Linked DNA regions of Homo sapiens: all the other regions are linked to region 1. A link is a contact called in ENCODE Hi-C or POLR2A ChIA-PET data. All regions are on one chromosome and are shown on one strand. Each heading gives the region's core, a stretch centred on a gene start or an enhancer-like site at or near the end of the contact. The rest is flanking DNA. Distances are from core to core; before and after follow the strand shown. Region 1 has its middle 150 kb from the start of MIR4316. Region 2 holds the start of SYNGR2 (synaptogyrin 2). Region 3 overlaps TMC6 (transmembrane channel like 6). Region 4 overlaps TNRC6C (trinucleotide repeat containing adaptor 6C).

What was found. Hi-C counts contacts between places; a loop is a spot of excess contacts on that map. ChIA-PET counts read pairs that join two places held with the same protein, here RNA polymerase II (POLR2A). Pooled maps may share reads with other maps.
Region 2: a loop to region 1 is called in a map of naive thymus-derived CD4-positive, alpha-beta T cell, with 3 times the contacts of the local background. The contact joins the promoter of SYNGR2 here to the enhancer-like site in region 1. A Hi-C loop is called at or near these places in 2 of 168 maps with a recorded cell type or tissue (chondrocyte and naive thymus-derived CD4-positive, alpha-beta T cell) and 4 of 50 pooled maps. POLR2A ChIA-PET finds 5 or more read pairs at or near these places in 1 of 52 experiments (A673).
Region 3: a pooled map shows a loop between it and region 1 (2.4-fold over the local background). The contact joins two enhancer-like sites. A Hi-C loop is called at or near these places in 2 of 50 pooled maps.
Region 4: a loop to region 1 is called in a map of naive thymus-derived CD4-positive, alpha-beta T cell, with 14 times the contacts of the local background. The contact joins two enhancer-like sites. A Hi-C loop is called at or near these places in 2 of 168 maps with a recorded cell type or tissue (heart left ventricle and naive thymus-derived CD4-positive, alpha-beta T cell) and 8 of 50 pooled maps. POLR2A ChIA-PET finds 5 or more read pairs at or near these places in 4 of 52 experiments (Caco-2, H1, activated T-cell and 1 more).

Annotation. Positions count from the first base shown.
Region 1 is chr17:77,540,798-77,543,439 of GRCh38, forward strand. No RefSeq gene overlaps it. Among named protein-coding and RNA genes, the nearest start is that of MIR4316, 150 kb to the left of the region's middle. Within about 2 kb of position 1,393, at least 5 of the 41 ENCODE cell types and tissues checked have a DNase peak (open chromatin) inside an H3K27ac peak, as active enhancers do.
Region 2 is chr17:78,167,230-78,169,871 of GRCh38, forward strand. SYNGR2 (synaptogyrin 2) reads left to right here and starts at 1,352. Exons shown (of 4, transcript NM_004710.7): 1 at 1,352-1,486. The coding sequence starts at 1,388. RefSeq lists silencers at 1,015-1,624, 1,655-1,814.
Region 3 is chr17:78,111,429-78,114,070 of GRCh38, forward strand. It overlaps TMC6 (transmembrane channel like 6), which reads right to left. Exons shown (of 20, transcript NM_001127198.5): 19 at 2,120-2,196; 20 at 1-1,783. The coding sequence ends at 1,720. Among named protein-coding and RNA genes, the nearest start is that of TMC6, 16 kb to the right of the region's middle. RefSeq lists an enhancer at 1,163-1,222. Within about 2 kb of position 1,348, at least 11 of the 41 ENCODE cell types and tissues checked have a DNase peak (open chromatin) inside an H3K27ac peak, as active enhancers do.
Region 4 is chr17:78,081,469-78,084,110 of GRCh38, forward strand. It overlaps TNRC6C (trinucleotide repeat containing adaptor 6C), which reads left to right. Exons shown (of 23, transcript NM_001142640.2): 13 at 1,579-1,698. Among named protein-coding and RNA genes, the nearest start is that of TMC6, 46 kb to the right of the region's middle. Within about 2 kb of position 1,328, at least 4 of the 41 ENCODE cell types and tissues checked have a DNase peak (open chromatin) inside an H3K27ac peak, as active enhancers do.

The DNA.
Region 1 (2,642 bases), core at 143-2,642:
GATGCCCAGCCCAGCTCAGTCCACTGTGTCCTCTTTGGCCTCTTCCCATCCTGGTTTCTCAGTCGTTCTCAGCCAAGCCACAGGACTGGAAGCTTTGTCGCTTTCTATAAGGACTTGCCTGTCAGGGGGAGTTAGTTCGAAAGGAACGGGGAGTGAAGACTCAATGTGAATTTCAGGTAAAAATCTCCGGGTCTGAGGAGACTGGGTCTGACAGCCAGTGCTGGCCTCGGGGACCCTGATGGAGACGTTCACACAGGTGCCCAACTGCAGGACGACCCTGCCGAGGAGGCACCTGCTGGGGCCAATTAGAATTCCTCGTTCTGGGCTGGGTTAATTTGCATAAACTCTGAGCCCCCAGGAAAAATCTTCCGCGAGGCCTCTTCCTCTTTGTTAATTGAAAAAGGCTCTTTGTCTGTCTTCAGCTGTCAGCTCACATGCGGCCTCCCCAGGCAAGCCTTTCCCAGCTCCTCAGACCAGGCAGGTCGCCCCTGCGGTCTCCGCGTCTCCTCCCCACACCTCAGCTCACCCACTCGGAATTATCTGTGAGTTTCCTTCCAGCTTCAGCGCCACAAGGACAGGGACCTTGTCTCTTCCTGTGGTGGTTGTTTCTATCATCACTAAATCCATACCTAGTGCACTAGCGCACGGTAGAGGTTGTTTGCTCAATGAATGAATGCATTTCCTTGTAGGACCCCCGGCTGCCCCGAGTGAGCCACACTCCTTACAAAGACCAGGCAACTACGTTGAAGAAATGTTGATATTTATCAAGAAACACTCTTCCAACCATTTTTAATTTTTTTTGGACGTTAAAGTATTTATTGGGTCGGGTGTGGTGGTTCACGCCTGTAATTCCAGCACTTGGGGAGGCCGAGGCGGGCGGATCACTTGAGATCAGGAGTTTGAGACCAGCCTGGCCAACATGGTGAAACCCTGTCTCTACTAAAAATACAAAAATTAGCCGGGCATGGTGGCTCGTGCCTGTAGTCCCAACTACTTGGGAGGCTGAGGGGGAGAATCGCTTGAACCCGGGAAGGGGAGGTTGCAGTGAGCCGAGATTGAGCCACTGCACTCCAGCCTGGGCGACAGAGCAAGACTCTGTCTCAAAATAAGATAAAATAAGATGTATTAGACAAAAACTGAGAGTTCTTACTTTAAATTGATTTGGAATTTTGGGTACACTTATATATTTTTTTCTAAAATAAATTGAAAGTGAATCATAGGAGAAATATTACTTTATATAAATATTATTAACTTGTTTTAAGTACTTATTAAAAACAACAACAACAAAGGCCAGGCATGGCCCCTTCCACAGAGAGCTGGTCAGCCAGCATTTTCTGCAGCTCTTACCCCAGCTGCCTCTCTTCTGGTTTCTGAGCCTCCCCACCCCCACTTAAGGAGCTTACAGCTGAGCAGGAGAGATAAGATGTTAAGTGCGTGGAAAGATTATTTTTTATTTTTGGAAAGTTGAACATTTTAAGCCAACATCCCATGAGGCTGTGGGATTAGGCTGGAGGTAGAACTTGCTTATCCCATTTGGAATTGCTGAAGCTTCCCAGAAAGGCTTACTTCTTCCTCTTTTTTTTATTTCTAAAATTCTGCAGAAATTCTTCCATGCCCAGGCTAGCCTTGGGAGAAGAGTGGATGTCAAGATGTCAATGATGTATTGGAACGATGGGTGGGAAAGAGAGCCAGGGGGAGCTTTTAAGATAACATCAGAGGAATTGGCTTTCAAGGGCGTGGTGGACGATTTTGAGGACTGGCTAATGCATTTGATCAGAAGACGGGTGGTGATGGGCTGTGTTCCTATCCTGGCTCCCGTTTCTAAAAACAGCAGGCACTCAACCAGCCCTCAGGTGTCCCCTTTGTCCCAGGAAGCTTGGCAGAAGGAGCCAGGACGTCTCCAGAGGAGCAGATGGCCCTCAAAGCTGGAGGACCATCAAGAAAGAGCCTCCCTGGTGAGGAGAAACTTAGGTTACTGATATGGGAACTCAAAAACTCTCACTTCTGTGTACCCAGGAGTTCCTATTCATCTCCCCAGGAATCTTAAGTATCTGAAGGACCCGGGGCAGTTGCACAGAGTGGCCATCGGGTGTCAGTGTGGAATTAGAAGCCCTGCCTGCGTTCCTTCGCTCAGCTGCTTGGCTTTGAGTTAGATGCTCCTGGAAGCTGGGCCCGCAGCCCCATGCAGGCTGGGAACGGGGATGGAGCCGTGAGGATTCTCCCTTAATTTAATGGCCCCGTCCACTGAGCTGAGAACATGGCTGTGATCCTCAGCTTGGGCAGTTCCTATTGTATTGAGGCTTTGGAGTGCTTATGAGCTGGGCTGAGTCACGCTGATAAAAAGTTAATTTCTATTTGCTGTGGCTCAGTAATTGGATGAACATGAAAGCAATTAAATATTAAAACATACAAACAAATAACTAAGTCACTGTAATTAGCCAAAGTTTGATCACTGTCATATTTATTTAGGAAGAGGTGATATGTCTCAGCAGGTGACATTTTAAATACCCCGGGCCTCTCTGGTGTTGTCTTTGGAGAATGCTGAATAATGTACAGAGAATTTAATTAAACCCTGTTGTAAATCAGCCATGATGACAGGGAAATGACAGCCACATGTTGAAATGAGAATTAGTCCACAGCAA
Region 2 (2,642 bases), core at 102-2,601, 630 kb after region 1:
GTCTTACTCTGTCACCCAGGCTGGGGTGCAAAGGCGTGATCTTGGTTCACTGCAAACTCCGCCTCCTGGGCTCAGACAATTCTCCCACCTCAGCCTCTGGAATAGCTGGGACTGCTAGTAGCTGCCACCACGCCTCGCTAACTTTCGTTTTTGGTTTTGTTTGTTTGTTTGTTTGTTTGTTTGTTTTGTTTGTTTTGAGATGGACTCTTGCTCTGTTGCCCAGGCTGGGGTGTAGTGGCTCGATCTCAGCACACGGCCACCTCTGCCTACCGGTTTCAAGCAATTATCCTGCCTCAGCCTCCCAAGTAGCTGGGATTACAGGCGCTTACCACAACGCCCAGCTAATTTTTTTGTTGTTGTTGTATTTTTAGTAGAGACGGGGTTTCACCATGTTGGCCAGGCTGGTCTCAAACTCCTGACCTCAGGTGATCCAACCGCCTCGGCCTCCCAAAGTGCTGGGATTACAGGTGTGAGCCACTGCGCCCGGCCTTGCACACCATCTTTTTTTTTTTTTTTTTTTTTTTTTTTGACACAGAGTTTTGCTCTTGTTGCCCAGGCTGGAGTGCAATGGCACAATCTCGGCTCACCGCAACCTCCACCTCCCAGGTTCAAGCGATTCTCCTGCCTCAGCCTCCCGAGTAGCTGGGATTACAGGCATGCACCACCACACCAGGCTAATTTTTGTATTTTTAGTAGAGACGGGGTTTCTCCATGTTGGTCAGGCTGGTCTCGAACTCCTGACCTCAGGTGATCCAACCGCCTCGGCCTCCCAAAGTGCTGGGATTACAGGTGTGAGCCACCGCTCCCGGCCTTGCACACCATCTTAAGTGTGACGCCACACTGCCCTTCACAGCCTTGGGGCTCTGCCCAGACCAGGAGGAATGGGGAGGGGGTCTTTGACCCTACCCCAGGCTTAGCCCCAGAGAGGAGGAAAGAGTGGCAGGCCAGGCAGGGAGGGGCTCCAGGGTGTGGCCTGGGTTTTTCAGTGGGATGGGGGAGGGGTTGCTTATGAGCCTGGGTGGGTTCTTGGTAGGTGGTGGGCTTCCTAGAGGAGGCGGTGGGAGGGCAGGGGCAAAGAGGGTGAGCGGTCCTCAGTTCGTCCGTCTTCCCGGGGGACTCTCTGACCCTTTCTGGTCCGTGCTGCGGCCGGCGTGGCCCGGAGACTAGCCCCTCAACCCCGAGGTGGGGTGGACCCGGGTGCTCCGCGGCCACAGCCCCTCCCCGCCTCTAGAAGCGCAGTCCCGCGGCTCGCCCGCCGCTCGCGAGGGCCGCACTTTGCCCTCGGTCCCTAGCGGCGCCTGGCCACGCCCCCGGCGGGTGGAGTCGGGCGGGGCGCCGGGCAGGTTCCTCTGCGTTCCGCGGCGGCGGCAGCGGCGGCGACGGCGACATGGAGAGCGGGGCCTACGGCGCGGCCAAGGCGGGCGGCTCCTTCGACCTGCGGCGCTTCCTGACGCAGCCGCAGGTGGTGGCGCGCGCCGTGTGCTTGGTGAGCCCGGGGAGGGCGGGCCGAGGGCACCCTGGGGACCCCCTCTCCGTCGCCAGGCCCGGCGGGGCCCCTAGCCCACGAGCGCGACAGGTGGCGGCGGCCGCGTCCGGGGCCTGGCGGCGAGCGGGGCCGGCGTCCAGCGTCCCGGGCCCCGCCTTCCCGCCCTCCACAGTCTGTCCCGCTGTCCCCTCCCGGTCCCGGGTCCCGCCACCCACCCCACCCCCAGCCTCGCGCCCCGACGCGGGGTGTCCGGATCTCCGCAGGGAGCGGGCCCCTGCCTCGCTGGCAGTGGGAGGAGTTTGGGGGCGGCTCCCGGACAGGTGGCCCGCACGCCGCGACTCCCAGATTGGGGAGTTCACCGGGACGGGGTTTTCCGAAGCCACGTGGGGTAAGGGAGGGGGCGGGGGGCGACCCAACGCCCGGAAACAGGGTGTCCTTCCCACTCGGGGCAGGCCACGGGTCCGCCTTCCCACCCGAAGTTGAGGGACCCCAAGATGTACCCCCTCCCTGTAAGGTGGGCAATACCTCCAAAACCAGGTTTTGTGTGTGTGTGTGTGTGGCGGGGAGGGGGCCTGTTCTTGGACAGCCAGCCCTGAAAGCTGGAGGGGGTGGCATGAGGGGGCAGGCAGAGGTGGGCCTGCTGTGCCCAGACCATGCCTGGGCCTGGAGCTTCTGAGGTCCTCCAGGGCGCCCACACCAGCTCCCAGCCAGGCTGTGGGATCTGATCGCCTCTGTCCTGGGCTGTGTCCAAGAATCAGGTGCCCAGTGGGTCGGGATGGCAGTGCCAGGAGTCCTGGATGGGCACCCTGCTCCCATCATCCCGGAGATCCGGCTTCATCTCCATCTGGGGGCGGGGCCTGTGACTGCCAGCTCCAGAGCCCTATGGAGAGCTCCCTGGGACAACAGGGCAGGACTGGCAGGGGAGAGTCCTGGGGCCATCCCAGAGGGATCCTGATGCTCACAGACCTGTCCCACACCTGCTGAGGTGGAGCAGGCGTGGGTGGTGGCCTTCAAGTTTAGGGAGGTGGTATGGGGCTCTTCCCAAGGGGCTGGAGCTCCCCTACATCCACCCTGGGTCCTCCAGGTGTCTGAGTTCAGAGCTGTATCCACAGGCCTGAGTTAGTCCCCTTGTAGTGCCCTGTGCATGCAGGGCCCT
Region 3 (2,642 bases), core at 98-2,597, 570 kb after region 1:
GGAGGACAGCATCTGCACAGATAGGGGCTGGAAACCCTACGTCGGTCCCTGTGGACTGTCACGTCACTTTCTGGACTGCCCACGCAGCTTCACCCAGCAGCACTCGCACCTGAAGATGCTGCCACAGTTGGCTGCCCAGAATCAGCACCAGCTACTTGCTGAGGCCCAGAAGCACCACTTGGCTCAGATCCACCCAGATGCCAACTCTGTCGGGCCCCTGTGGCAGCACCCAGATGTCTGCAGAGCACAGGAGCATCCCCATGGGATTGGGTGGGCTAGACCCAGCGTGGGGGTCTGCTAGCAGCCAGTGGCATCTCCATCTGGGTCTGACCCTTTTCTGGGCCCATCGCTCTTTGACCATTTCCCCACCTGGGTTCATTCCCCCAATCCCAAGCGCAGCTCCTGCAGGCCTGGAGCCCTGGGCTGTGACAGGCTGGTCCCCACAAGCCTGGAACCCTGCGCCGTGACGGGCTGGTCCCCACAGACCTGGAGCACTGGGGTCATGACGGGCTGGTCCCCGCAGGCCTGGAGCACTGGGGTCATGACGGGCTGGTTCCCGCAGGCCTGGAGCACAGGCTGACGGGCTGGTCCCCACAGACCTGGAGCACTGGGGTCATGACGGGCTGGTCCCCGCAGGCCTGGAGCACAGGCTGACGGGCTGGTCCCCGCAGGCCTGGAGCACTGAGGCTGACGGGCTGGTTCCTGCAGGCCTGGAGCACAGGCTGACGGGCTGGTCCCCACAGACCTGGAGCACTGGGGTCATGACGGGCTGGTCCCCGCAGGCCTGGAGAACTGAGGCTGACGGGCTGGTCCCCGCAGGCCTGGAGCCCTGGGCTGTGATGGGCTGGTCCCCGCAGACCTGGAGCCCTGGGCTGTCATGGGCTGGTCCCTGCAGACCTGGAGCACGGGGTCATGACGGGCTGGTCCCCGAATCCCTGTGCCCACCCCCCACAGCCTACGGTTTTCGGTATCCCACGGGCTCCTCAAACTCAGCCCAGTCAGACCCAGGATCACCACCCCCCAGCCAGCTGCTGGCAGCCAGAAGCAGGGGGCCAGCCCCACCTCACCAAGCCCTGTTCGCCTCCAAGCACAGGTGCTGGTTACCTATGCCTGGGAGGCAACTGTCCCCACAACTCATTTGCAACTGATATGTCTCCCCTCCAAGTCCCTCTCTAAATTTGTCTCCTGCTCCAGTAGATGCTACAGCATCACCCAATGGTTGACGCATCGCTCTGGTCACAATCCGTGCCTGCTCGGCTCACTTGTGCAGGTGTAAGCCCCTCCTGGGCGCGAGTTCAGGCTGGTCAAAGGCAGCAAGCGAATCAAGCCCTGGCGCGGTCCAGCCCCTGCCATCTGGGGCTTGGCCAGCAGAGGGCGCCCCCACTCCAGCTGAGGTTCCCAGGACCCAGACCTGCGCCTGGAGGTGGCCCCAGGGCAGCGGGAAGCAGGCCCCGGGTGTGGTCACAGACACAGAGCCCCAAGGGACAAGCCCATTTGCAAAACCCCTTTAATCAGAATAAATAGAGTCCCAGGCAGGGCAGAGTTCATTGGGGATGCCCAAGCCGGATTCACCCACCCTTCCAGCTCCAGCCTAGGCGCAGCTGCGGCTTTCGAGAGGCGAAACTGTCTTCCTTGTCCTGGTGTCCCAGCAGGGTCACTGGGAGGCAACAGTGTGGTCTCAGGGTGCTGGGCGGGCCCGTGAGGCCCATCGCCGTCCCCCTAGGCATCCTGTTCATCTGTGAGCAGGGCAGGGGGTGCCGCAGCCTCCTCGGTTGTCCCAACCCTGCCAGAAAGAGACATCACTGAGGGGACCCCATAAACATCAACATCCCTGCAACCTGGCTGGGCGCAGCCAAGGCCCGGCGAGGGACAGGCCAGACGCCCCACAGCCTTTCTCCTGAGATGTATTTTAGGTCCCTGTCAAAATGGCCAGGCTCCGGAGGCCAGAGAAGGCTCTAGAGAGAGTGAAGGTGGGCGCCGGGGGGGAGATTTTTGTAGGTCAAAAGCGGTCAAGTGTCAGCAATGTCGTGGTGTAGCCCCAGTGGCAGCCCTACTGTCCAGCCCTGGCCCCTCTCCCCTCCAGGCTCAGAGTGTCCCCAATCCCTCCACGGACCCTCACCTGCTCCTCTCCTCCCTCTCCTTCCTCTCGTAGATGGAGTGAAGCTTGTTGATTAAGAAGATTTTGTCCTCACCCTCCTAGAAAGGCCAGAACACAAAGGGGAGGAGAAATCATCCATCAGCCCATCCAGAGCCATCCTGTTCCAAACTGCATTTGAGGGAAAACTCACGAGGTGTATTCAACATCGCAAGCAGCAAAAACATAAAAGAAAAGGTGAAAGGGCCACCAAACAAGGACAAGGAAAAACCAAGAGCCAGGAAGTGGGCGTATGTGTGGATCTAAGCTTCCTAGTGGCCAAAGTGAAAAGGGAAATGTAATCAGCAGCCCAGAGCCAGCCTGACTCAATTTAAAACCAGCCCTGCCACGTACTGGCTCTGCCTTGGGTTACTAACTCTGTGACCTCAGTGGCAGCATCTGTAAAGGGGGATAATAACACAAGGCACAGGGTTTACATTAGTTTCCTGCTGCTGTCGTAACGAACTGTCATCAACTTCGTGGCTTAAAACACCACCGGTTTCTCAAC
Region 4 (2,642 bases), core at 78-2,577, 540 kb after region 1:
AAGTTATTAGATAATAGTTAAATGTATTCATTAGGATATAGGATAAGCCACCATAACAAAGAGGCCTCAAAAAACAGTAGCTTAAACTAGGTAGACATTGATCTCTCTCAGGTTACAGTGCAGAAAGAAGCAGTGCAGGGATCGGGGGTGACTCTGCCATAGCCACTTCCCAGGAACAGGGGAAAAGGCAGCACTACTGTGCCGGTGGCCTTGAAATTGTACACACCACTTCCAGTCACATCCCACTGCCCAGACCTAGGCCACAGCTGCACCCAGTCTGAGAGGCAGTAGCAGAAGAAGCAGTTAGTCTTCCCCACACAAAGCAAACCAGCATGTCCCAAATGGCAAGGCATCTGTGTGCCGTCTCACTGTTTCTTCTGTATCTCCCTGTTACCTGTGAGTACTGATAGGAAGGACACAGAACCTTGGAAAGTTCATTTATAATTAAAATATTTGGAGGATGAGATCTCTGAAGACTTTCCTTCTTCCTTCCCTCCTTTCTTTTTCCTTTCTTTCTTATTCTTTACGTGCTAACTACTAATGTTAAAATGTCCATACATTTTTTAATGGCCTTTGACATTTCACCCATGAGACAAATATAATTATTATTGCAGGATCTGGCCAGCAGCCTGCGGTGCAACAGGGCTCTTTCTTTGTTCCCAGGCAGATTGGCAGGTCGAGAAATAAAAGACACACACGAGATAGTGAAAGCTGGGTCCGGGGGGTCACCGCCTTCTGATCCTGTGATGCCACCAATGCACTGGATATACCGGCATTTATTACTAAGTTTAGTGAGGGCAGGGGTAGGTTAGTGAGGGATTTAGGGTCGTTTGATTATGAGGTGAGATGATCACATGGGGATGAAGTAATTCTTTAACATAACATCGGTATGCAGAAGTACAGTATACAGGGATAAGAATTTACAATATAGTGTGTGCATCAGCAGTTTCTAACAGAGCCTTAAAACAGAAACACAGTCTGTCCATAACCTGTGTTTAGTAAGATACTAATCAGTAGTAATAATTGCAGCAAAAGCTGGTTGCAAACAATCAATAGAAACAGGACATGAAACTAGATAACTGTTTAGACCACAAATTCTCAGAAGGGAGTATGCCTTAACCCTAAAGAGACCTAGAAGAGCTGTGGCAAGATAAGGGCGTTTGTAACCCTATCTTATCCATATGAACAGGCGCCCCTCATGCATCCATTTATAGGCTCTCCCCAAGGGTCGCATTCCATTCCCAGAGCTATGAACATCTGCTTTTCTGGGATAGGAATCTTGGTGATGTGAAACCTCCCTGACTGCACATCCATTTATAGGCTCTCTGCAGGGGGAAGCACATCACGCGCTGTTGGCTCATTCTGGCAGCCCAACCTTGCATTGTCTTTACACAGTCCTGCATGCAATTTTGTATTTACAATAATCAGGAGCATTTCATCTTTTATTCCATAGCAGTAGTTTCAGGGGGTCTCCCTACAAATTATCATTTAATCATTTTTGAATTTTGAAAAACTACAGGTACAAGTAACTATTTTAACAGAGATACAACGGCTAATAGTATATTTTATGTTAAACAGGTTCAAGCACAGCTTTTGCAGTTTGCAGCAAAAAACATTGGTCTCAACCCTGCACTATTAACCTCGCCAATTAATCCTCAACATATGACGATGTTGAACCAGCTCTATCAGCTGCAGCTGGTGAGTGGATAGACCCATGCAAGTTAGAGCACGCAGGCCGAGTGCAGATGCACGGCACCTGCTGAGAGCAGCAGTTGTGATAATGTTTGTCTTCACGTCAGGGATGTCATTGAGACTCTCATGAAGTATTTAAACTCTTCATGAGTTAGGGAGTTCTCACTCAAAGGTGTCCTACTAGGTTTTGTAAATGTTTTGGCCTCTTTGTTTTTGTTTTTGTTTAGAGGCAGCATCTTACTATGTTGCCAGGCTGGTCTGGAACTCCTGGACTCAAGGGATCCTCCCACCTCAGCCACCTGAGTAGCTGAGACACCACGGGTGTGCACCACTGCACATGGCTTGGCCTCTTTGTGTTCAGAAAATCTACCAATCTACCAGATTTTATAATTAGGCATGTCTTTTCAGTTGAGCTCTCAGCCAGAGTTTCTGAGAACCACAGAACACAAAAAATCATTTGAGTGACTATTTTCTCAGTTATTCTAAGGATGGTATACATAAATACTATTCTAGAAGCACAGGAGAAAAATTGCTTTATTACATATAGTAGATGCCTTAGAGCATTAGAACTTAATTCTCTCATGAAACCCCGGTCAAGAATGGCTGATGTGACCTAATAATTCTTGAAAGTTTTGTAGCTTCACATAATCTTGATTTTTTTTTAATTTTCAATCAGTCTTACTGATTTTACTATAATTGCCATGTCATTGTATACCTAGATGCTTACTGAAATTATATACACTAAAAGACCCAGTTAATTATTTCATTCTTTAATGTGGGTATCTGATTTATTTAGCAATCTTAGCCAGCAACTTCATCACCTAGAAAATGACCAGGAATCGGCCGGGCACGGTGGCTCATGCCTATAATCCCAGCATTTTGGGAGGCCCAGGCGGGTGGATCACCTGAGGTCAGGAGTTCGAGATTAGTCTGGCCAACATGGTGAAACC